3 separate regions of the Mus musculus genome follow, and regions 1 and 2 are each linked to region 3. Evidence: chromatin loops called from intact Hi-C (ENCODE). Cell type or tissue: heart. All regions are shown on one strand.

The links. Hi-C counts contacts between places; a loop is a spot of excess contacts. Peaks named below come from ENCODE experiments on the same cell type or tissue, not always from the same donor. Only the 100,000 strongest peaks of a DNase experiment are listed, where the experiment ranks them.
Region 1: it touches region 3 in a loop (4-fold over the local background); 13 of 42 quality-filtered maps call a loop at or near these places.
Region 2: a loop joins it to region 3, with 7 times the contacts of the local background. A loop is called at or near these places in 4 of 42 quality-filtered maps.

The regions. Positions count from the first base shown.
Region 1 is chr17:24,932,114-24,940,113 of GRCm38, reverse strand. Mapk8ip3 (mitogen-activated protein kinase 8 interacting protein 3) reads left to right here and starts at 3,137. Exons shown (of 33, transcript NM_001163449.1): 1 at 3,137-3,577. The coding sequence starts at 3,260. In heart, CTCF peaks have their summits at 2,645 (motif pointing left) and 3,797 (motif pointing left); a DNase peak (open chromatin) is centred at 3,103; H3K4me3 peaks cover 2,695 bases; H3K27ac peaks cover 2,205 bases.
Region 2 is chr17:25,079,658-25,087,657 of GRCm38, reverse strand. It overlaps Ift140 (intraflagellar transport 140), which reads right to left. Exons shown (of 30, transcript NM_134126.3): 19 at 638-815. Tmem204 (transmembrane protein 204) reads left to right here and starts at 6,544. Exons shown (of 3, transcript NM_001001183.1): 1 at 6,544-7,394. The coding sequence starts at 7,115. In heart, CTCF peaks have their summits at 4,132 (motif pointing left) and 4,924; DNase peaks (open chromatin) are centred at 4,007, 5,377, 6,387, 7,287 and 2 weaker places; H3K4me3 peaks cover 3,644 bases; H3K27ac peaks cover 7,215 bases.
Region 3 is chr17:25,011,111-25,019,110 of GRCm38, reverse strand. It overlaps Cramp1l (cramped chromatin regulator homolog 1), which reads left to right and starts at 3,881. Exons shown (of 21, transcript NM_020608.3): 1 at 3,881-3,984; 2 at 5,086-5,423. The coding sequence starts at 5,087. It overlaps Ift140 (intraflagellar transport 140), which reads right to left and starts at 3,025. Exons shown (of 30, transcript NM_134126.3): 1 at 2,207-3,025; 2 at 173-350. The coding sequence starts at 319. In heart, CTCF peaks have their summits at 2,074 (motif pointing right) and 4,810; DNase peaks (open chromatin) are centred at 2,220, 2,750, 3,160, 3,800 and 1 weaker place; H3K4me3 peaks cover 4,779 bases; H3K27ac peaks cover 4,101 bases.

The sequences.
Region 1 (8,000 bases), 79 kb after region 3:
AAAGGGTGGCATTTCTTTCTTTCTTTTTTTTTTTTTAATATTTTTATGGTGGCACACACCTTTAATCCCAGCACTCAGGAGGCAGAGGCAGGTGGATCTCTTGAGTTTGAGGTCAGCCTGGTCTACAGAGTGAGTTCCAGGACAGTAAGGGCTACACAGGGAAACCCTGTTTCAGGTGGGGGTGGGAGAACCTTTTTTTTTTTTAACTCACTTTGCTTTGATCAGTTTAACAAACTTGCCCCCAGTTATGTTAACAACAAAGGAGCACTAGAACTTGTGGTGCACACACTTGGGAGGCAGACAGATCTTTCTGTAAGTTCAAGGCCAGACTGATCCACATAGTTCTAAGTCCGTCAGATCTATGTAAAGAGACACTGTCTCGCTGGGCAGTGGTGGCGCATGTCTTTAGTCCCAGCACTTGGGAGGCAGAGGCAGGCGGATTTCTGAGTTTGAGGCCAGCCTGGTCTACAGAGTGAGGTTTTTTTGTTTTTTAAAGATTTGTTTATGAGTACACTGTAGCTGTCTTCAGACACACCAGAAAAAGGGCATCGGATCCCATTACAGATGTTTGTGAGCCACCATGTGGTTGGTGAGAATTGAACTCGGGGCCTTTGGAAGAGCAGTCAGTGCTCTAAACCCCTGAACCATCTCTCCAGGCCTTTCCTCCCTTTTTTTGGGGGGGGGGGAGGGGGGTAATTTTCAAGTCAGTTGGTCTGTCCCTTTGTTGGTGGGAGGTGCCCCCACTGTGATGTTCTAACTTTAAGAATTTACAGGGATGGTTCATGCCTTTAGTCCCGGTACTTGGGTGGCAGAGGCAGGTGGTCCCTCTGCCTCTGAATTTAGAACGTACTCTGGTCTAGTCTACAACATAAGCTCCAGGACAGCCAAAGCTATATAGACCCTGTCTCAGGAAAAGAACTTATGGGGTTAAAATTGCTGAGACCTAAAACAAAATACTCAGATAACCCCTAAACACAATCTTGTAACTGTAATCTGTTTACCAGGGGACTGGAGAGATGGCTCGGTGCTTAAGAGCACTTGCTATGCTAGCAGAGGACCTACGTTCAGTTCTCAGGACCCACATGGTGACTCACAACTGTAATTCCAGCTTTGGGAGATCCAATGATTCTGGCCTCTATGGGCACTAGGCATCCATGTGATTGATATATACATAGGCATCCATGTGATATATACATAGGCAGGCAAAACACTCATACCATACAAAGTTAATAACTCTAAAAAAATCTTAAAGAATTAATCATTTTATCAGTTTGTTCTGGCTCCTCATTTGGGCAATTAAAAACTAACTCCGGTGGGACTGGACCTGTGGGGAGACCACTGGCTGCTCTACCAGAGGATCTAGATGCTATTTCCAGAGCCCACGTGACACTCAAAACCCCTAGTTAACTCCAGCTCCAGAGCGTCCAGCACCCTCCTCTGGTTTCTGTGGGCACAGGGCACATACAAGTGAAACACCATCTACAGTAAATACTAATAACTGGCTCGGGTAGCAGTCACTGCAAGTGCTACTGCAGTATGCCCCTTCTCGTCAGCCTGTTTTCCTAGTTGGTTGATAATATAATACGTAGGCTCAGTTTTGCAGGCTTGAAAAATTAAATCAGTATCAAAATTCAGGCAACCTGAAAATGTTGTGGGGTGTTCACCGTGGAAGAATGCTCTGACATAGTTTTAAGCCAATAGGAAAGTCTTTATTAGCTGGCTGGTGAGTACACTGGGTGTTTAGGATCTCAAACAAGAAAGGCCTTGAGCCTTTCTCAGGATGAGCTTTTAAGGGCAAAGCCATGTTCTGGGTTGGCATGCTTCAGTTAACAAGAACAGTTAGTCAGAGGCAGAACTACAGAAGCCAAAAAGCAAAGTTAGGAATTTAGAGACTTTCTCAGAACTATCCACACTGAGGGATTGGGTCTGTTTTCATTCTTTTGGCAGGTGGTGCTATCTACATGCCGAGTTTTACAGCCTGAATTGGACTTCCATCATGGAGTGAGTTGTGCTAAGGTCTGAGGCATGTTACAAAACAATCTCTTAGAGTAGGTATTTATCTATGTGTTTGGAAAGATGAGGGAAGTATAGCCCCAGGTAATGGTGTATACTGAATGGCAGAAGCCAGGCATACCAAGTTCCAGGTCAGCCAGTGCTACACAGTAAGACTTTGCATATGAAATTGTGAGGAATGTTTTAAGTGCTCTGGACTTCAGCTACAAGAAGGACTGTGTTGGTTAAGAGTAAGATCTGGTGGCTTGCAGTTGAGAGTACTTGCTCTTAGAGGGGAGGACCTCTGTTCAGTTCTGGCCATCCATATGGCTGCTCACAACTGACCTTCTTAACTCCAATTCAGATGCCCTCTTCTGGCCTTCACAGACACCAGGAATGTGTGTGATGCACAAGTCTACATACAACCAAACACATACACATAAAATAACAAGTAACTTTTTTTTTTAAGAGGATGTGAATCTGAGCTGCCTTGGAAGGCTTTGGGGACCGGGAAAACCACGTAAGCAAGAAAGTAGTTCAAGGGCAGGAAAGATGGCTCAGTGGTTAAGAGCACTGGTTGTTCCAGAAGACCTAGGTTCAATTCCCAGCAACCACATGTTGGGTCACAACCATCTACAATGGGTTCTGATGCCCTCTTCTGGTGTGTCTGAAGAGAGCAACGGTGAATACATTAAATAAATTTAAAAAAAAAAAAAAAGAAAGAGGAAAAAAAAGCAAGTAGTTCAAAGTCAGGTTCATGGTGTCCCCAGCAAATGAACACATATAGATCGACTCGCTTTATATTTCTGTCTCAAAAGTACCGCCACACATAAGGATTTTAGAACCTGGTGTCCTGTGCAAAATGAAGCACTGCATGGAACTAAGCAACCAGCAGAGCGGGAAACAACCAGAAACAGGGCAAGCGACACATGTCGCGTGAACGTTGAGGGTGGCCAGAGTATGTATGACAAAGGTCTGAAGACAAACAGGACAGAGATAGAGAAGCATCCAGGTCACTCCAATCAGACTGAGCTACGTCCTCAAGAGCCACCAGCAACGCAGCCGGAAACGTTCCTTTAGCGTCAAGGCGCTCGGGGCGGAACTGGATGGGGCTCCACCCCCGCAGCCAGGCGGGACTTCCGGCAAGGGAGTGACGGGCGCGGCCTGGGCGGCGGCACGTCCTAAGGTAGCGGCTGCCTGAGGTGACAGCGGCCCGTGGATTCGGGCCCCGGAACGAGCCGCGCTGGCGGCGGCGGCGGTAGCCGCGATGATGGAGATCCAGATGGACGAGGGAGGAGGAGTGGTGGTGTACCAAGACGACTACTGCTCGGGCTCGGTCATGTCGGAGCGTGTGTCGGGCCTGGCGGGCTCCATCTACCGCGAGTTCGAGCGCCTCATTCACTGCTATGACGAGGAGGTGGTCAAGGAGCTCATGCCGCTGGTGGTGAACGTGCTGGAGAACCTTGACTCGGTGCTGAGCGAGAACCAGGAGCACGAGGTGGAGCTGGAGCTCCTACGCGAGGACAACGAGCAGCTGCTCACGCAATACGAGCGCGAGAAGGCGCTGCGCAAACAGGCCGAGGAGGTGCGTGGGCCCCGGCCGCCGCGGAGAGGGACGGTGAGGGACGGTGTGGGTAGCGTGGAGCAGCCAGCTCGGCTCAGCCGGCAGTATGCTGCTGATGCTGATGCTGATGCCGATGCTGCTGGGAGTGCCACTTTCTCCATCCAATTGGGACCTAGAGCACAGCCTGTGCAGAGTCCGGGAGACATGGGCCCCCATTCCTGCTGTCCTCTGACCTTGGCTGCCGCCTGCTGGCTCTGGGTTTTATTCCTTCCCGTCTTTGGAGCAAGTTGCCCTAGAATCACAAAGCCCAGAATTCTACAATTCTAGAAATAAATGCTCTTCGGTTTATGATGGGAAGTGCCTTCTTATATGAGGTTAAATTCCATTTAAGTGAAGTTGACTTGACACAGTCTTAGAGACTACTATTGAAATTAAGAGTCGATCTTGATATTTTGGCTTCTTATTAAGTTAGTGGCCCTGCATCACAGCTAGGATAAAAGCTTTGCTTATCTTGAATCATTCATACTTTCCATGGTTTGCCTTTTGATTGTCAAGATTTTGCTGTGAATGCATGGGCACCACATAACTGGCTTAATCAAGTTCTCTACATATGGGGGGATTCAAAAGCCTCAAAGGATGTGAGGAGGGCTTGGGTGACCTCAGAAACAGGGAACTGGCTCCAGAAACTGTCTGGGCTAGATCAAGGTCACACACTGACCACAGACAAAAGGACAGGCCAAGTAACAGGGTAGACCTTGGCAACAGCTTAAGCCTTACCTTCTGGGTTCATATTGCTGCCTAGTGGGGCAGTACCCTAGAAGTCTGCAGTGTTTGGTCCTTCTAGACCTGCCCTGGAGTTGTCTTGTGCCTGATACCACTCTCCATAGCCCTGACTCTCTGGGGACTTTTGATACATTGGCAAAGGACTTGGGTATTATTTCTTCCCCTTGCCTCCATACTTACATAGTCAAGATCACTAATGTGGAGAAAAAGAAGAAAATGAAGGTGTACTGTGGTAAGGCAAAGTTACATCCTTGTAAAATGGTTTCTGCTTGAGTGTTGACACTGTCCCCCGGGGAGGATGCCTCTGCCTTCCAGCTTAATAACAAGCTGGACGGAGCAGTGAGTGTACGTGGGGCTTAGGTTGTGCAGAAGACCCAGCTCTTGAAAGGAAGCTGAGCAATGCAATGAGTAAATAGATGCCAAACTGGCCCGGTGGAAGCCGGGGTTAAATGCCCATTTATGCCCTTGGAGGGACCTCCAGTGAGGGTAAAGCTGAAGGGGGACTAAACACTGTAAACAGCATCCTAGCTCCTGTGGAAAGACCTGCATGCTTATCTTCAGTTCTGTAAAAAGACTACAGTTTCCTTTTCTAAACAGGGATGGGTGATGAGATGGTGTAATAGCCCGGAGCGATGCATCACTGCATGCAGAGTTGTGCTGCAGAATTGCTGTCCCGGGCACTTTGCTTGTTTAAGCTTAGTCAGATATGGGTAATCTGAGCTGTCAGCAGCTTTCTGGGAAGACAGAATCCTAGGTTTTTAAAATTTTTAAACAGAGACAACATCGCAGCCCTTTCCTTCTTTCCTGATACCAGTATGTTTTGATACCAGGTGGTTCCCTCTCTGGGACTCAGAACCTGAGAGGAGGGGCTCAGCTGTAGTGTTGACAGAAGAAACCAGCCTGGCTATCCTGCCCCCGGGGACCACACACCTTACCCAGCCTCTCCCTCTTTCTCTCAGACCTTCAGTTGTAGCTGTTTTATAAAATGAGTGAGTTACCAAAAGTAGTGAATCAGGTTCACTACAAGTATCACTGTTGACCACTGGTTACCTAGAAAGAGAACTGTGGCAAGGTGGATTTAGAAGCGAGGGCAGTGCCCCTAATGTTTCAACTCAGACTTGGGCCTCATAATCTGTCGAGTTGTTACTGATTGGTACTGTTCTAATGTAAAGTGGTTTGTATCCCTTGGTCATTTTCCTCTGGAAGAGAAAAGGACTAGAAAGGCAGCTAACTGTACTAGCCTTTTTCCTTGCAGTAGACAAGCACTTAGATCAAGGAAAAAAGATGTTTTTTGAAAGACAGAGTATTGTCGTTATTATTGCCGTTATCTTTCTTAGCCCTAAGGATGTGGTAGAAGCACCCTTCAGGTTATCTCAAGAAACTCCAGTGGGTTCTCTGGACATTTGCTGATGCTGTGGCATTTGCTGCTACACAAACAGAATCCAAACTCAGAATTTGACCCAAGATTTATTTTTTCCTGAAAGACCCAGGATGATACCCTTTTCTCACATTTCTACTTGAAGTGGTTAGAGGCCCATTCTTCTCAACTCAAATACCCTCCTACCTTCCCAAGTGCCACTTCTATTGCTTTGTCAGGGAAAGGTTTATCAGGCTACTTCTGCCCCCCAACCCCAACTTCTAGCATCCAACCATGTACTAAAGAGATCACGAATGATCCTTATCACTCAGGAGCTCTGAAGAATTTAGTATCTTTTGGCCTGCTCCACCCAGAGTTATTCTCATTTCCCTGCTGGTACCGGCAAAGAGATTCTAGCTGGTGTGATGAGAAGGGAAGCTGGCTTTTTGTTTCTCTGCACATCTCTCCACACTGATGCTTCAGTTCCTGAGGCCCAAGGACCCCCTTTGGAGCAACCATTCTGCCCAGTGAACTTTCTGTGACAATGGGCCTGCTCTGTTTTATACTATCTAGTTCAGTAGCCGATGGGTACAGTGGCCTTTGAGCATTTTCACTGTCACCCATGAAATTGTGGAAATAGGACTTTGTTTTTCCTTTTTCTTTCTCTAGTGCTGGCAATGAAAACCAGAGCCTCAGAGCATGCTGGGCAAGTTTTCACCACTGAGCCACGATCTCAGCCTCTGCTTTTCATGTCGTTTAATACATGTGGCCAGGACAACCATGCCACATGTCTATGTGAGCATGGCTGAGTTGACTTCATATAAAAGCAGGTGACTGATATTTTTAAATTAGCATCAGGCAAGAAAGGAAAATGCTTAGAACATAGGTTTGCATTTTTCAGTGGACATTTTCCAGTTAGAGTGAGCTACCTCAGGCAGTTAAGGAGGAGACCTGGCGGAAGAAAACACTGGTGGTGGGAGGAGGGGTGCCAGCTGTCTAGGAAACAGTACAGGAGGTGAGGAATTCTCATTGGGCTGAGAAGAGGACAGCTGGGAAATCCCTAGTGCTCGGAAGTCAGCTGTGCTGTTGGCCACAAGACTGAACCTTTGATCCTGGCCTTCATCGTTTAATCTTTCATTTTGGGGGGAAAGGGGTACCAAGGTCTCATTGGTGTGCACAGACTGCACATGCTTAGTGTCCAGTTTGATTTTCAGCACTCATGTAAGTCCCGGAAGCCTTGCCCCTGCTTTGGAGTTCTCACAGAGTGATCTTGTTCTCTGCTTTTCTCTGCCTCATCCCCAGGTGACTGTTCTCTTTAACTTTCATCTTCTAGAACTTTAACTAAGCTGGAGGGGGGGGGTGGCACACGCCTTTAATTCCAGCACTTGGGAGGCAGAGGCAGGTGGATTTCTGAGTTTGAGGCCAGCTTGGTCTACAAAGTGAGTTCCAGGACAGCCAGGGATACACAGAGAAACCCTGTCTCGGAAAAAAAAAAAAAAAAAAGAACTTTAACTAAATGGAATTATTCCAGGTATACTACTATCTAGCTTTTCCCTGAGCTTCGTGATTTTGAGATTTGTTGAGGTTGTTGTCTGTGACTCTTTGAATATTTTGTATATAGACAAGAGACATGGGGGCTAACGGGTTAAATATGAACCAACAGTGACAGATTCAAAACTGTGCCTATTATGAAAATGTTTGGCACATTCTTTCTCACCAAGCCTCTTAGGTAGTGTTACCTCTTCCATTCTCTGCCTCCTTTGGGACTCCTGCCCAGTTTTGTCTTAGCTAACCTTTGTCTTACCCATCCTCCCTTTCAGCAAATACCCAGAAAAGCACACACTTCTACAGACACACACTTAGCCAAGGCTCTGTCTGGCTCATATTTAGAATGCTGCCAATTTTTTTTTTTGGTTTTTCGAGACAGGGTTTCTCTGTGTAGTCCTGGCTGTCCTGGAACTCGCTCTGTAGACCAGGCTGGCCTCGAACTCTGCCTCCCAAGTGCTGGGATTAAAGGCGTGTGCCACCAAGCCCGGCAGAATGCTGCCAATTTTTAAATGTGTTTTGGGGGTGGCCAGTTATATCTGGTTAGAAGTCTCTTATTAGGATAAACCTTGATTCAAATGTTGATGTCATGTCATTTTGTGACCTGAACTAAAGTACCATCAATCTGTCCACAAGATGTGTGTGTGTTTGTGCGAGTGTAAATGAATGAATGAATGAGGTTTTTATGAGGGTAGGTAAGTATGTACCACGCACGGCATGCATGTAGGTCAGACAGTTTTTCCAGAGATGCTTTCACCA
Region 2 (8,000 bases), 69 kb before region 3:
AGTCAAGAAAGGCAATGCGTACCCAAGTGACACTCCAACCACTTGTGAGTGAGACCTGTACACCACCAAGGGAATGTCGAACCTTGCTACAGCCCAGCTGGCTGCTGGTGGGGTCCTACAGAGCCTGTGCTCCCCTGTAGATAAGGACGTTCTCTGGGGGTGCTCCTGATATGCAGAATAAGTGTGGGTGAAATACCTACCCCCCACAACTCCCTGTTCAGAGGTCTGTCCTTGTACCTGCAGGCACACTAAGTCAAGGCTGTGGCCTCTGACTGTGGGGAGCGAGCACGTCGGTGTCTTTCCTCCAGAAAAGCAAGTATGCAATGAGCTAAAACTCAAGGAGGCAGGAGGAAGCCCAGCTGAGACCAGAGGCCTTAGGGAACCAAGCTGGTGGTCTCAATTATTCTGAGGGACGCCCCAGACCCCAGGAGACCAGCAGCCAGACTGCCTATTCACTTGCCAGCCCCTCACTCCCATCTCCTTAGCCCTTTGTTTCTAGACTTTAGCTGAGGAGGGTCTGGTCTATGCTTAGCAATCTCTGCCCTTTTTACTGAAGGCTCAGTTTGGCAATGTGGCAAACCTTCCTCTCGGTCCCCTAGTGATGTATGTCTGTCTGTCTGAAACTGGGACTACTCACCAGCATGCCCAGCTGTATGGCCAGCATGGCCACTCTGGCTTCCAGTTCTGGCTCCTGCTCAGCTTCCCGCAGTGCTCGGGCCCCACGGGCGTGGCCCATGTTCCCTAGGCACACCTTGGCAACATCTAGCCGTTGAGTCTTCACACACATGCGTGCCATGTTCTCCCAGACAGCCTCACTATAGACAGAGGAGAGGAGGCCCAGTCAGCTTCCAACCCAAAGCTTTGGGTGCCCAGCAGCTGACAGGGGACAGAACCACCAAGCAGGGGGCCCTATGTGGTACTGTGTACATCCTACACAGTAAGACTGAAGACTAGGTACCACATGCCTATTGCTCAAAAATAAGGAAGGAGAGAGAAGTATCCTGAGTCTCCCCCTGGCATGTCTTACATAGTGTCCTTGATCTTGAAAGCCTCTGGGGAGGATGAAGGGAACAGACAGTCTTCTGTAACTACCCCTGTGTTACTTTGTCTACTCAGTGACAATGGCTTTCCTAATTGTGAGCACACACTGAGTCAGGTCAAAGAACCTCTTGCTCACAATTGAGCAAGTGGCTCTATGGTGCTCTCCTGAAGTCTTCCCAGTGTTGGGGACCCTACAGGAAGAAGGGGCTATGACAGCCTTCCATCACTTCTCCTAGAGTCACAAGTTGGCATTTTGGAAGCTGTCAGGGGAGAGAGAAGAGCCCACAGCCCCAATTCAATCCAGGGGCCTGGAGCAGGGCCAGCTCCTGATCACAGCAGTGCTACAGTACAGGCTGGACAGTGGACCCTTCCTTGTCCCTCATTTTGAGGTAGTCCATTGTGAGCCTGGAACTTCTGTCTCAGACACAGACGCTCAAGACAAATATTGAATAGAGAGGTGGAGCCAGTTTACTCTATGCAGTCCCCTTTGCTTAGGCTACCTAAAAGGTATAGGTTCTTCCTACTGTAGGAGCACAGCAATGCTACAGTACAGGCATGAACACACACCTGCAGTTAACCTCTCTTGTCCCTCCCAACACACACACACACACACACACACACACACACACACACACACACACACACACACACACACAGAGTGCAAACCACGAAGAGCAGCTACAGGAGCATCCATGTAGAAGCATTTACCTCTGCCCCTCCCATCACATTCCAGTGGCTCCCCCCAGATAAAGCCTGGCTAGAGAAGCAGCTTCCTTCCAGGAGGTGGGGCAGGGTAAGTCTGTCCTTTCCGTGCCACACAGATGTGGCAGAACTAAGGACTTGGAGGGCCGTTGCCCACACAAGACTAGCTGCTGTTTTCACAAGTGGGGCTATAGCACAATTGTTGCGAACGTTTTCCACGAAGAAGGATGAGGAAGAGGTCTCTCCACCCACTGGGCCAAGTAGTACTGTGGGCAGCTAGGTGATCCATGGATGACCCACATCTTAGACTCCCTGACTCGACCAGAATGGAGGGAAAGCACCACTGTGTTAGCTCAGGCATTGGCGAGGGTGGGGGTGGCCACCGTGGTGTGCTTTATATATCCAGGTGTTCTTTCCTTCAAGCCAGCACCTTCTGTCCACAGGTAATTCTGACCTGTCTGGGTCCTGCAGGAACTCTGACTGACTCTGTAAGTAAGTGTATCAAGTAACATGAGGCAAGCATGCATACATTTAGCACTGATGCACCTGGTAGCTATTGCTTGTAGGGGGTGAGGTCTGACCAGAGTTACATGACAGCCACATGGGGTAGGAGTGAGGGAAGCAGGCACACTGAAATCCCAAACCCATCCAGTGGGGTGGGGGGGGTGACGCTCTCCCCCACTGCAAGCACCTCTGCCTCGTCTGGGCTTCTCACAACCTGCTCTGCGATCTCCAGGACGTGTAAGAGCTGTGCTGGAGGCGGTGACGCAGGAGCCGGGCTGGTGACCTCTAAGAGGCGCTGCTCACTGGGCATCACCTTTCTGATTTATTGTTGCAGCAGGTGGACTCCCTGTCCTCGTGCTTTTGGCTTTGGAATTCGAATGACTCATGGTAGCTGTGAGGCAGCACATGTGGCCAAAACCTGCTCAATGCCACTCTGCCCTAGCGGGGGCAGCATCCAGCAGCAACCATGCCCACACAGCACACCAGTGTTAGAGGCTGGTCATCTAGGCTAAGTCCCACTCTTTAAATGCCAACTCCCTACTTCCCTTTCGTTTGGTCTCTCACAGGGAGCTCCGGGCCTCACATCGGATCCTATGGGATCCCGTGGGATCCCCATGAACCCTATAGAACAGCATTCTTTAAGTCTCCGCCATTCCTAGAAATGTCATCCACTGGTAAGTTTGGAATCACAGGGCAATTCTTGGTTCTCCTGGCACAACTCCAGTAAGCGACACAGATCTTTGAGGACAGACAAGGGTCTGCCAGTGCCTTTCCAAGCCGGTTGGGCTGAGTGTGAGGCATGGGCATTCCTGTCTACAGCAAGGTGGCAGCTACAGATGAGACTCTGAAAAAGCCATCCTAAATTGGGCGGTGGTGACGAACACCTTTAGTCCCAGCTCTCAGGAGGCAGAGGCGGGTAGATCTCTGTTAGTTGGAGGCCAGCCTAGTCTACACAGTAAATTTCAGGACAGCCAGGGCTACATGGTGAGGCTCAAGAAAATGAAACCAAATGAAAAGTAATAATTTTCTCTCACTGCCTCCTAAGGCCTCGTGTGGGGCTGGATGGAGGGCGGATACGGCCTCTTGGCTGCCTCTGCTTCTCTGAGCAGCCCCCCTGCTTCTTTCTGCACTGTCTAGAAAGCAACAGGTATATACACACCCATTTCCAGGGTTTGGAACACAATCTAAATGACTGTAGTCACCGGCCTGGAGAGAAAGCTGGCTGGTGTGCACCCTGGCTCTTTTTTGCTCAGCAGGAGGGTGGGCACAAGGCGAATGCCTGGTCCTTTCATTGAGTGGGACACTGAGCCTTTTCTTGGTGTTGCTGGGCCTCCCTGTCCCTATATGTGACACCACTCAAATGTCCACTATTTTCACAAAGGCCTCTGGACCAAACAGATCTGAGGAGGCTGTGCCAGGCAGGATGAATTTGGGAGGAAGGCTCCTTAAATGCCAGCAAAGGCCTTCTTGTACTGGGCTGAGGTCTTTGTGCATCAAATATGCAGAGGGTCAGGTCTCAGCTGCTACAAGAGCCTGGGCCCAAGAAATGGCTGCCAGCCTTCTCCACAGATGCACACTACGTTCTCTGCGGCTGCGTCTGGTCCAGAACCATCTCAACTCCCACCAGATTCCTGACATTCTCTGTACACAACTCCCTGACAACTTTGCTCCAAGGACAGGACAGCTCTAACTCCGGTGTCGAGTTCTGGGATTTGTGCATCTGGCAGAGATTCTAAGAAGTAAACACCCTCTCAGCCCTGTCCAAGTCTTGAGAATTTCCTGTTGTCTGAGTTACACTGTGGAGAGGAATCACATCTGTACTTCATCAGCTTACAGGCGCCTGGATGAGAAGCAGATGTGGCCACAGAGGGAGCTGGCTTGGCTCCCTCTACTGCTTTCTGGGAGGACCTACACTCAGCTGGACCTGTCCTGAGTGAGCAAGTCGGGGACCAGCTAGGCTGAGCTACGTTTGTGATGCTCCTCTCGACTATGGGTGTGTGTGTGTGTGTGTGTGTGTGCTTGAGAATCCATGGCGGTGGCACAGTGCTGGGGGTGGGGGCTGGATGAGCATGCAGCTCCAGTAACAATGTAAGGTCTGACTCAGGGCAACAGACAGCAGAAAGGTCAACCCTCTGGGTGAGAGATTTCCTACCAGCCACACCGGAGCTTCATATCTCAAGAGAGGACCCTCCTAACTCCATCTCTCCCTGCTTCCCCTCCTACACAGGAGCTTCATATCTCACGAGAGGACCCTCCTAAGTCCATCTCTCCCTGCTTCCCCTCCTACACAGATAGGCAGATGGTTTAGGGGACAGACACCTGCAAATAAAAGTTCCTAGAAGCACAGGTGGGGATCAGGGCCCTGGTTTCCTCCCCACCCAGCTCAGGAAAGTCAAAGCCAGAACTGGTGCAAGGGCCTTCCCTCCCTGAGATGCCCACACGTGTCCTGCAGCCTTCAGGGCCAGCTGTACAATGCTGAGACAGGAGGATGTCATCAGTTTGAGAGTTAGAGAATCTTAACACAGCTTCTCGGTTCTCACCGGGAATTAGCCATTTACTAACCACCCAAAAAATAAAGGAGGAAAATAGATGTTCTCTTAACGGAGACTTTGGGAGACCTTCCTTTCAAATATTTCATCTCTGAAGTGTTGTGTAGGAGATGTTGCACCCTAATTCTGCCTCTGGGGGGAGGCACAGGCAGAAACAATGACAGCTGTACCACTTAAGTGCCTTCGGAGTCATAGCACAAGCTGAGGGTAGATGGCACCCCACACGGCTTGTCAAGTCCCTCCTACTTAGAACATACCCCACAGGGAGGCTGGCCCAGAGACCTGGAATGAAGCGTAAATTTCCTTCAGGCCCTGAGCAATAAGAATAAAAAATATAAATAAGCCACAATGACACTTGCTACAAACTTGAGGGTGAAAAATCATATTATTCCTCAGAGGACTTACATTCTCAGAACTGCTGACAGTCAAAAGGCTGGACAGAGACAGAGTCCTTGCCTTTTGGAATGTAAACTTAAGGAGTGCCAGGAGCCTGACTATATATGGGAACGTGTGATTGAAGGCAGCCACACTAGGAAGTAGGGGGTGGCCCAGCATGTCAGTTCATGAAGACAGGAAAGGTCGGTTCCGGCCTGTCCCGGCCAGTGCACTAGTCAGCACCAGGCTGTCCCAATCCTGCCCGGTGCGGTGCGGTGCAGTACGTGTGTTTGAGATGGTTCAGCCCACAGCTCCTGCGTTCTTGTGTTCATTTATGCAGCTCTGGAACCCTGGTGGGAGGCTCTGGAGGCGGGACACAGTCTCAGACCTGGTGGCTTTTATTTACCAGAGCTGAAGCGCTATGAGGAAGGAGAGCAAATGTACAGTCGCTCTGTCCAGCCTCAGGGGAGCGAGCACTTTGCTAGTAAGCAAACTTGGCTGCTCAGAAGTCACATCAGCTATCCAGCCTGCTTGGTGGCACAACCCCTTACAGAATCCCACCTTTTCTTGCCAGCCCAAGAACAACCCCTTGCAGAGGTTCCTCAAGGTTCCCCTTCCTTGTAAGGTCTGAGTACACTTGCTCCCTTGAGGTGAATGGATCTCTGTCAGCAGATGGTGGCCTGCCTCAGGTGCCTCTACACCTTACTCTGTCCTGCCATTAGTTCCACATGTTGTGGTGACCCCCAACCATAAAATTAGTTTGTTGCTATTTCACAACTGTAATTTTGCTATTGTTATGAATTCTAATGCAAATATCTGTGTTTTCTGATGGTCTCAGGTGACCCGTGTAAAAGGGTCATTTGACCCCCAAAGAGGTCATGACCTACAGACTGAGAACCACTGCTTTAGACATTGGGGATTCACAGCACCTATCATGCCTTAGGCAATGGATGGATGGATGGATGGATGGATGGATGGACACCTAGTCCCTGAGGATTCTGCCTGCCCGTGCTGTCTGCAGCATCCCCTGGTCCGGGACCTAGCACAGCTGGCTAGGTTTGACGGCAACAGGTAAGAAGATGAGTGTCCTGGCTGGCATCCCTGACTATTCCTATGGGACAGGAAGATGGGGAGGGGCAGCCAGTGGTGGGCTGGAGCAGGCCTCTGAAGTCTCCCCAGGCCTTTCCCATCAGGAAGCACATCCTGTTAGTGTCTGGCTCTGTGGCAGGGCTGCTATTTGTTGCAGTTGGCTACGCCCTCCTGCTCACCAAAAACAGCCTCAAAAACAACCATTTCCTCTCTGCTGAGAGACAGGGAAACGGGAGCTCACACACATACGCGCATACACATGCTTCCTTGTGGCAGGCGTTCTGCTTTTCAGGACCTGCCATTTGTGGCAGAGATACCAAGACGGGATACATAGCAGAGAGGTGGCCAAACCCACACTGCGTCCACAACCCTGTTCCTCCATCAGACTGGCTCCCACAGCCCGTTCTGAGGCGCGTAACCTGGCTGATTCCCACGCTGTGCCTGCCTCCCGAGTTGCTGTCCATTTTCCACTGCTGTAGGCAAGAGGCACTGTGGACACAGCCTCCCTGGCCTCTGTTCCAAAGAAGACGACCCACTTACAACTCTGGATTCTCGCTGGTGCAGCCAGTGCCCCAGATTTCTCCCTGGAATGGGTCTTGGGGAGACCAGCTTCAGCACAGGCTTGTCCCTGCTCCAGGCTCAAGAGGCAGGCTAAGACAGGGCTGTGAGTAGCTCTCTTGGACCCGTCCCATGGGCGACATCCTCCTGTGCCGGGCTGGAGCTGCCGCATAGCTTCCCAAGGATGAGTGCTGATGTCCTCTAGCCACCCCTAGCAGCATCTTGGCTTTCTCTGGATGCACAGCGGCTGACTGGGACTTGGAACTCTCCGAGATAGACAGTCCTGGAAGTCAGAGATGACTCTCCAGAAGCTTGTGGCCACCGCTGTGCTGGTGGCCCTGGTCTCCCTCATCCTCAACAACGCAGCAGCCTTCACCCCCAATTGGGTGTACCAGACGCTGGAGGACGGACGCAAGCGGAGTGTGGGGCTGTGGAAGTCTTGCTGGCTGGTGGACAGGGGTAAGGGAGTCACAAGCCCTGGGACTCGAACTGGGCAGGTGGACACCCATGACTGTGAGGTTCTAGGATGGGGCTCGGAATCAGCAGGTTTCCAGGAGTCCCGAGGCACCGTCAAACGTAAGTCTTGTTATTTTTCTGTCACCTTCCAGTGGTTAGGTGAGGGGAGGTTGTGTCCGTCCATGCTGAGGGTGGCAGCAGGGAACCTGCACCTCCTGCCCACCCTGACAAGCAACGCTACAGAGCTCCACTGTTCAGCTTAGACTCTGTCTGTGGCTTCCTTCACAAGAAGTCACTCCCGTGGCTGGAGGCTCCTTCTCTGCCATTACATGTGGCTGAAGGATGAAAGATGGGTATCCTAATCAAAGCAAGTCATTTTTCCTTGGTTAGAAAGAAATATTACTTAATAAGGAAAACAAGAAGTGTGAGAACATGTGGCTGAGTTCTGTCTTAACGGCTGAGGTGGTCAGGGCCTTTCGGACAGTGCAGGAGACTCTGGCTGGGATGTCCGGGAGACCAGAGGAGGCACAGAGCAGCAAAGGGCAGAGTGTTACCTCCCTGACGCCCATGGTGGCCTTTTCCTTTCCCAGCTCTCTTGTTCTGGGGTCTATGCACTACCCTGGGAGTTGGAAACGTCTCTTTAAATAGCATGCACTGTTTGAGAGTACGAGAATAAAGGGCCTCATAAATATGAGGATGCAATCTAAAATCGACACATCTGCTGAC
Region 3 (8,000 bases):
AGAAGTGCAGGATATCGTGGCTTCGATGCTTGGGAATAACTGGCCCTTAGGAAGACCTGATTAGGAGAACTCTCGTGCCGAGTTATGCTGCCTCCTGGCCTCCATGACTCAGGAAGAGAAAAGAACACAAGAATCAGGAGCTGCTGAAGCCGACATAGCTCCAGGGACTCACTTGCTCAAGGTAGATGTCTACGTTGCCTCCAGAAGATGGGCTTATAGATGCGACTGCCAGGAATGGGTGGGTGGGGTGCCAGGTGATGTGGGAGGGAGAGCTGGGTGTGTCTGGAGCTTTGATTCGGTGGTCAAAATACAGAGCCATGATGACGCACAGACCTAGTCAAGGATGAAACCTGCAGGGCGGGAAAACCAACCCCTAGTGACTACGCGCAGAATTACAAAATGGAAGCAAACCTACAAGGACACGTAGCAGCTTTAAAATGTTTCTTAAATGAATGCAAGCCAATTCATTTGTTAGAGATTATTCTATTAAGGAAAACTATAAAATTAGAAGCAAAAGATTAAACTTGGCATGACCCACGGTGTGCTGGAAAAGAAGTAAAATTCATTGCTATCAAAGAGAGAACTAAACAGAGAATGCAAGTAGCAAGTACTGAAACGGGGGGAGGGGGGTGGTGTTTCAAATAATTCTTGATCATTCTCATTCGATAAGTATCGTTTCAATGTACACAGATACTTTCAAAGAAAACATTAAAACAAAATAAAAGTAAACTACCCATCAAAGAACATCTCTACAGAGAAAAACAGCGTTCAACTTCATGGAAACCAAAAAGCCCAAGAACGTCTTCTAGCTACGACTTAGTAGAGGACAGTCAGGACCACCAAGCGACAGTGATGGGGGAGAGGCTGCATTTAATTTGTTGCATGGGCTGGAAAGATGGCTTTGTGGTTAGGAGAGTCTTCCAGATACATGAGCTCAGTTCCCAGCACTCACATCAGGCAGCTTCCTCTGGGATCTGATGCCCCACTGGCCTCGCCTGTACATATACACATTAAAAGTAAGCCAGCTATGGTGGCACAAGCTTTCAATTCCAGCTCAGAAGAAGCAGAGGTCCCTATGTGTTTGAGGCAAATATGGTCTACTACAGTGAGTTCCAGGCAGCCAAAGATACATAGTGAGATCTTGCCTCAAAATAAGAAAAATCTTTTCTTTTTTTTTTTTTAAAAAGGGCAACATGTCAACTTCAGTATGTCCATTTTATACAATGTTCTAACTATTCATTCTTTCTTTCGCTTGTGCTTAAGGTTTTTTTTTTTTTCATTCATTTGTTTTGTTTTTTCAAGGCAGGGTTTCTCTATGTAGCCCTGGCTGTCCTAGAACTTGCTTTGTAGACCAGGCTGGCCTCAAATTCACAAATATCTGCCTGCCTCTGCCTCCCAAGTCCTGGGATTAAACGTATGAGGCACTTCTGAGCACAGCACTTATGCTTTAAAATGAGAATTAGCCAAATAATTAAAAAGATATTAAGTCAACTTTAGGAAGCTGATGCTCACACACACACACAAAAGTTATTTAAAAATCTGTTAATGTCCTTAGATCAGGAACAAGTTTCAAGTATGTAGGCCATAAAACAAGAAAAGGCCAATTTCACTTTTTCCAGTCAACTGATCCTCATTTTTATACTGAGTATTTTTATATTCAATTATTTTCAGAGGTGAGTGCCTCCATCATGCCAACTCTTAGGAAAGCAGGTCAAATTCATTATGCCCAAGGAGTCATACTAACAAGTAGGCTTAAAGACAAGATACTCCTTTTAGAGTCTCTTGTTCAACAAGAGGATGGGTTCTAAAGTAGCCTTTCGGGATAGTGACCAATGATGTAAAGTTTAGCTCTCTGGGCCAGAATAAGATCACTAGCTGCATCATGTAGACATTACTGAAGGACAGTGTAGTTCAAGGTGGTCCATTCAGGTCATGTTATCTTTACAAGCCACCCAAAGATTAACCAAGCAGAGGATTTTGGCTTTTTTGTCTTCCCCCAGCTTCATACTAAATGCATTGGGGGGCGGGGGGGACTCACGCCGCAACTCAAAAGTCCAGCAGGGGGCTCTAGGATTGTGCAGAGAGACAATGTGAAGCCAGCACACAGAGAGGAACCGAGAGGGTCCTGGCAGGTCATCTCTAGGTCCCAGGTCGATCCCATCCCACCTCTTGCCACTCCCCGGTCCAGCCCCAGACCCCTCTGCACCTTAGGTATAGGAATCTAACTTCGCCAGATTCCCTGTGCCTCCGTGTTGCCCGGACAACGCCGGTAAAGAAAGCGGAAGCAGTCGAGGGACAGCCGCGCCTCCGATGCCTCCCGAAACGACCACTGGTGACTTGCGGCGGAAAGAACCGAAAACAGTCGGTACCTCCCGGCGCAGCTCTGAGTCTTAGGCCCACTTTAGGACCAGTTTGGGTTTTCCGCTGATGGGTGGGCCAGATCTATTTGCTACTCGGGGCAAGCTGCGTCAAGGCTCCTAATACTTTTCTCCCCGAGTTCATCCTGCCTACCCCACGCAGGCCATCAGTCGGCACCTCGCGGAGCTTAGTTGCATTGCATCGGATGGGGAGGCGCGGCTCGAGAGCTTCTCTGGAACGTTCTGAGTACCGGACACCGCCCCGGCGCGTGGCGCGTTGATGCCTCGAGAGACCGCTGCAAGCGGTACTCAGCAGAGGCTTGCAGCAGCTAGGCACAGGGTTCCCTGGGTGACCGTGTGCACTTTAGCCAGTGTTAGCCAACGGCGAGTGTCGCTGAAGAGCAGGCGCAGTAGCACGGTCCACGCCAATGAGCCAAGGGGATAACCAGAGGCGGGGACCTCCTGCAAACTGGGATACTTTTTTCAAACGCCACATGCATAAGCATTAGAGTTTTAAAAACACATTTCCTTATCGCTTCGAATAGGAAAAGTGTTAGTGGACTATGCTACGATACATTTATGGTCTTAAACCTGTTTTCAAAGTGCAAAGTCCCCACCCGAGTTCCCGCGCGCTTCAAGACGCCCCGCTGAGGCGGTGATTTCTTCTCACGCATCCGTCAACATAGTCTCAGCCAATCACAGCCAGCACGCTGATCCTATTGGCTGTCGGTTGGCCAATCGGAAAAGACGCATGATCCGCAAGGGCGCGAGGTTGCCGTCACAACACGCCCCACGTTGCGGGCCCGCCCCTGTACATCGTGCGGGCGCGCGCACGTAACGCCTGCTGACCAATGGCAGCCTAGCTGGTTGGGCGCGCCCGCAGAAAAGCTGGACGTGCTCGTCTTTTTTGCGGGACGTTCGCCCCTCCCCGCTCCGGCGCCGACTTCAGGTCCCCGGCGGCCGCCGTAGCCGGAACTGTTTAGAGCGCGGCGTCCCGGGTGTGGGAGGGCGAGTGGCGGCTGCACCGGTGCCGTCAGCCCTGTTAGCCGCGCGCCAGTCCACGGAGAGGTCTTGCGAAGGGGAACAGTGCTTGGTGACCGCGCCTGACACCTGACCACCAGCCCGGCGTCGCGGCTTCGCCGCAGCCGGAGCTGCCGGGCCCGGTCGGTTCTGCGGAGGCCCGGGATCCGGGAGCCAGGCTGCCGGGAAGCGTGGATGAAAAAGGTGACCGTAGGCTGCACTTGGGAGCCTTCGGGATCCGCGGAGGGGCCGCGGTATTCGTGGGCTGCGCCGCGTGCAGCCAGCGGTCAGCTCCTCAGGAAGGTGCGAGCTTCTCCCACCCGAAATGGGACAAAGGGTGTGGAGCCGGGACGAGGCCCACAGTGCCCGCGCCTCCCACGGTCAGGAAGTGACGGGTTTCGGTGACGGACTCCTATGGAGTCCACCGCCTCTGGGGAACGACCGGAATGTGCCTGGGGACAGGGCCCAGCGCGCCGGCGAGTGGGTCCTGTTGGATTGATGCATTTTGCTTGGTGCTGTTGGCAGTGCTGGTTCTGGGAATGGGTTTCGCTCCCTAGCACAATGACAGGGTTTTGGGAACCGTGGTGAGGGGGTTAAAAGTGAATAGGTTCGAAGTCTTGTGCCATAAAATCATTTAGCGTGGGGTTGTGTCTTGTGTGGTTCTGTGCCAGGGTTTTCTTAAGGTAGTATTTGAAAGATCAGTGCCAAACAGGAAAATTGCACACCGTTTTTGGCAGCACCATTTTATGGTGTTACTTCGAGTTTTACATCTCTGTCTTTACCTTCAGTCTGTTTCTTTGTTATCATTGGTACCTTGCTCTGTCTGCTTTTCTTTTTAAGTGGAATGTTTTCAACAGTTATGTTGGACCTAGCGTCTGCTAAAGAACGGAGTGTTTCTCTGTCCTGCTTCATCATGTACACAGCCTGTCTTAAGATGTTGGAATGTACCTGAACTTTAGTTTATTCTGAGTATAATTTCTCCTAGCTACAGATAATTATTATTTTGCTTATCGATATCTTATGACAGTGGTAGAAGTTAAAGCAAGAATTTTGTTGTTTCCAGAATTGTTTACATAGTTCAGTTCCTATTCTTAAGATCCGACTGGAACATAACAGTGTTTGCTGTCACTTTTCCGGTGTTCTCTAACCTGTTCTATGCAACAGGCTTTGTTGAATGAGAGGTGTAGTCGGGCCATCTCCCTCCTGGGAAGGTTTCCGGAGTGCAGAGTCTCTCTCTTGCATGCCAGCTTTGGAGGGAGCGGCAGTTTTGGCCTATGGAGCACTAGGGGCTCGGAGGGCAGCGCGGGCCGTTGCAATAGGCAGGTGCGCGGCTTGATCGCGCGTGGCTCGGGAGCAGAGGGGAGGCACGGGCAGTGCGGGGAGCGAGGCGGGATCAAGCTGGGGGCCATGAGCTGCGGCTCCTTGGGTTAGGTGGTGGCGGGACGGCGGTACTGCGGGACCCAAAGCGCAGAGGCCAGGTCATGCTGCCGTGCCTTCCGTGGCTCCGGGCTGTGTTGGTCTACCTGGGTTAGGGGCATCCAAGGGCGGGGCGGGGTCCCGGTCCGGTCGGGCTCAGCACTCTGTGGGCCCTCGGGCGGGCGGCGGGCGGCGGGCGGCGCTGGAACAAACAACGGCCGCCATGTTGGGAGGCCGGCGGTAAACTTCTGCCTGCCGCCCGCCTCACCGCTCCTCGTCTCTCTCGCCGCAGGATGACAGTGAAGTTGGGCGACGCCGGCAGCGGGGAGGAAGGGCTCAAGAAGCTGGGCAAGCGGACGGCCGATGAGGAGTCGCTGGACGGAGAGGGGCCCGGCGGCGCGGACGCGGCGGACAGCAGCAGCACAAAGAGGGACGGGCAGACCCCTCGGGCCTCCGGAGCCCCCGCGCCACCCAGAGGGCTGCCGACCCCGTCTCCACCGCAGGGCAGCCCCCAGGACCAGCACCATTTCCTAAGGTCCAGCGTGCGACCCCAGAGCAAGAGGCCCAGGAAGGACGCACCCTGTGCTTTGGGCAGTGGTGGTGCCAGCGGTTCCGGGCCGCGAGGAAAAGGTAGGGACCTATCCTGTGGCGTCTGACAAGACCTCCTCGGGTGGCACTTGCAGGGGCACGTGCCCCCTTCCATTCCTTGGAGGCTGTTGCTTTCCTCTTAATATTAGCATACAGGGCAGTGATATTGTCCTTTCTCTGGGCAAGAGACATAGATTCCCAAAGGGTCCCTGACGGTTTTTTATGGATGGCCATTTTAAATTACGCACAATAGCTCAAGTATAGGCAGAGAAAGTTCCTGCTCTATTTCCACACCTCAAGTAGTGGGAACGGAACAAAGGAACTGGCTTTTGTAATTTATGGACTGGGGAGGCTGTTGATGGAATGGCAGAGGCTGGCTTTGACTTATTGTCTTCCACCAAAGTATTCCTGGCTTCAAAGTTTGAAGAACAGAGAAATGGGACACTTAGAGTTTCAACTGAGGTATATTTGGTGAACCAGAAAGGATCTCCACTGGATGAAATTGACGGTGACCTATCAGGGGCAGCCCACAGAACTGTCTTGTGTTGAGACTGCAACTTCTTTCTTGAAGCCTCCTACCAAAGTAAAAAAAAAGTGCCATGTGGGTTCTTCACAGGCCTTTATTTCCCTGTCTGCTTTTCTCTTTATCTTTCAGCATCTTGGTTTTTACCTATGCAGGCAATTTGCTCTTACATTCTTTTCAGACCAAGTTTGCCCCCCACCCCATTCCCGCCTTTTTTTTTTAAAAGACAAAATCTGCTGATAGTTTGGACTGGCCTGGAATTCACTAAGGCCTTGAATTCATAGTTCTGCCTCAGTTTCCTGAGTGCTAAGATTACATGCCAAAACCGATATAATTGATAGTTGGCTTATATAACACTTTTTAAAAAAATAAAATAACAAATGTGACATCAATTTTCAGTGAGTTCTCCATACTTACAGCCAGGCATGAAGACATACTTTTAATCTAAGCACTTGGGAGGCAGAGGTAGGTAGATCTCTCAGAGTTTGAGGCCAACCTGGTTTACATAGCAAGGTTTTGACCAGCCAGGGCTCCATTGTGAGACTCTGTATTTAAAAAACAAAACCCAAAACATTTATTTATAGCAGCACTTGAACTATAGTAGTTCAAATTTTTCATTTCTTAGGGAATGTTGATTTAAATTACTAAGGTGATCTTGGTGGTTTTAAAAAGAAAATATTTCAATAGCCAGTAGAGAACTTGTATTGAGGGTCTGACGCAGATGTGTCCCATTAAACTCACTTCTGCCTCATCCAGACTCATGACATCACCAAAAGAATTTCTGGAGTGAGTATGCCAGTTTAAAGATGTAAGCATGAGGTCACTTTGTATGTTTCTAAAACTAAAAGCCGCCTCACAAGTTTATTATTTTGGTATTAGGAAAACACGAGTTTACAAACTTGATTGTTTTGTAAAGTCCCTTTTCACTAGAGGATACAGGTGTGCTGGAGCTTCTGGGGTCTGTGCTAAGTTCCGACGTCTACAGTGACTTTGGTGGTGGTGTCTCAGGAAGGCCTGCATGTGCACTCCCACCGGTACCTCACCTGCCATGCCTTGACCACTCAGTTCTCTCTGTTCATTCAGATCTGCTTTTCTGTCCAAGATGCACCCACTTGAGAAAAGAGGAACAACTGCAGTTGTTGATGCCTCTTAAGTTTGGCTGCTGGGGTTCCTGTAAGCACGCCAGCTAACTCATAAGTAACTGTACATAGTAAGGGTGCTGAAGCTAGAGTTGAGTGGGTTGGGAGCTGGGAAATGATGAGAGCGGTTCGTTTTTGTTTGCACAAGAAGAAGAGGTTCCCCGTTAACCTCTCCCATAGATCACTGGTGCTTCTGGTTCTGATTGCTGTCCACTATGTGGCTGTAGTAAAGTAAGCTATCCTAGTGCTTCTAGGAGGGAGTGAGAATCTGTTTCCTCTGGCAGCTTCTTTGGCAGTGCCTGCCTTCCTGCTAAGTTCTCTCGGTAGCTGCCATCCACTCGTGTGCTGCACAGGCCATTCAGATACACCTCACCGTGCCCTGGACATCCCCGGGCTGGCCTTGCAGAAACTTGTGCTCAGTCATCAGTCACCTCTGTCCACGACCAGGAGAGATCAGGTGTGGCCACATGCCTAAGCGCACTGTGTCACAACCCTCAGAAATGGCTCTCTGGAGGAGCGCTTCTTCCGCACACTGGAAATGTCCACTTTGGCTGGCCAGCATAGGTCAGTAAGAAGTGAGGAGTGCCTGAGTGTGCAGCTCTGACTTGGAAAAAACCCTGGTTTGCATATGTGAAGGGAGCTGACAGCTGAAGCAGTGGCAGTTTCTCTGCTGGTTCCATCTTCTAAGTCTCATTGTGATGGGAGTTTGGGAAGAGTGACTTATGGAGAAGAGGGAGGCCCTCCTTGTTTGGTTGTCTCTGCATAGCTGTGCTTTTTTCCTCTGAGGACAGAAGAGTAGATACTTTGACTTGAATAAAAATTTTTCTAGTATAGTTCTACAATTTTTTTTTGTGATAAAGAGAGAGACGGCAGGCATTTTTCATTTCTATAACTTTGCTCTTGAATGGCTGTAGAGGCTGGTTTATTGTTTTTATCCTAAGTTCACCTGAAGTCAAA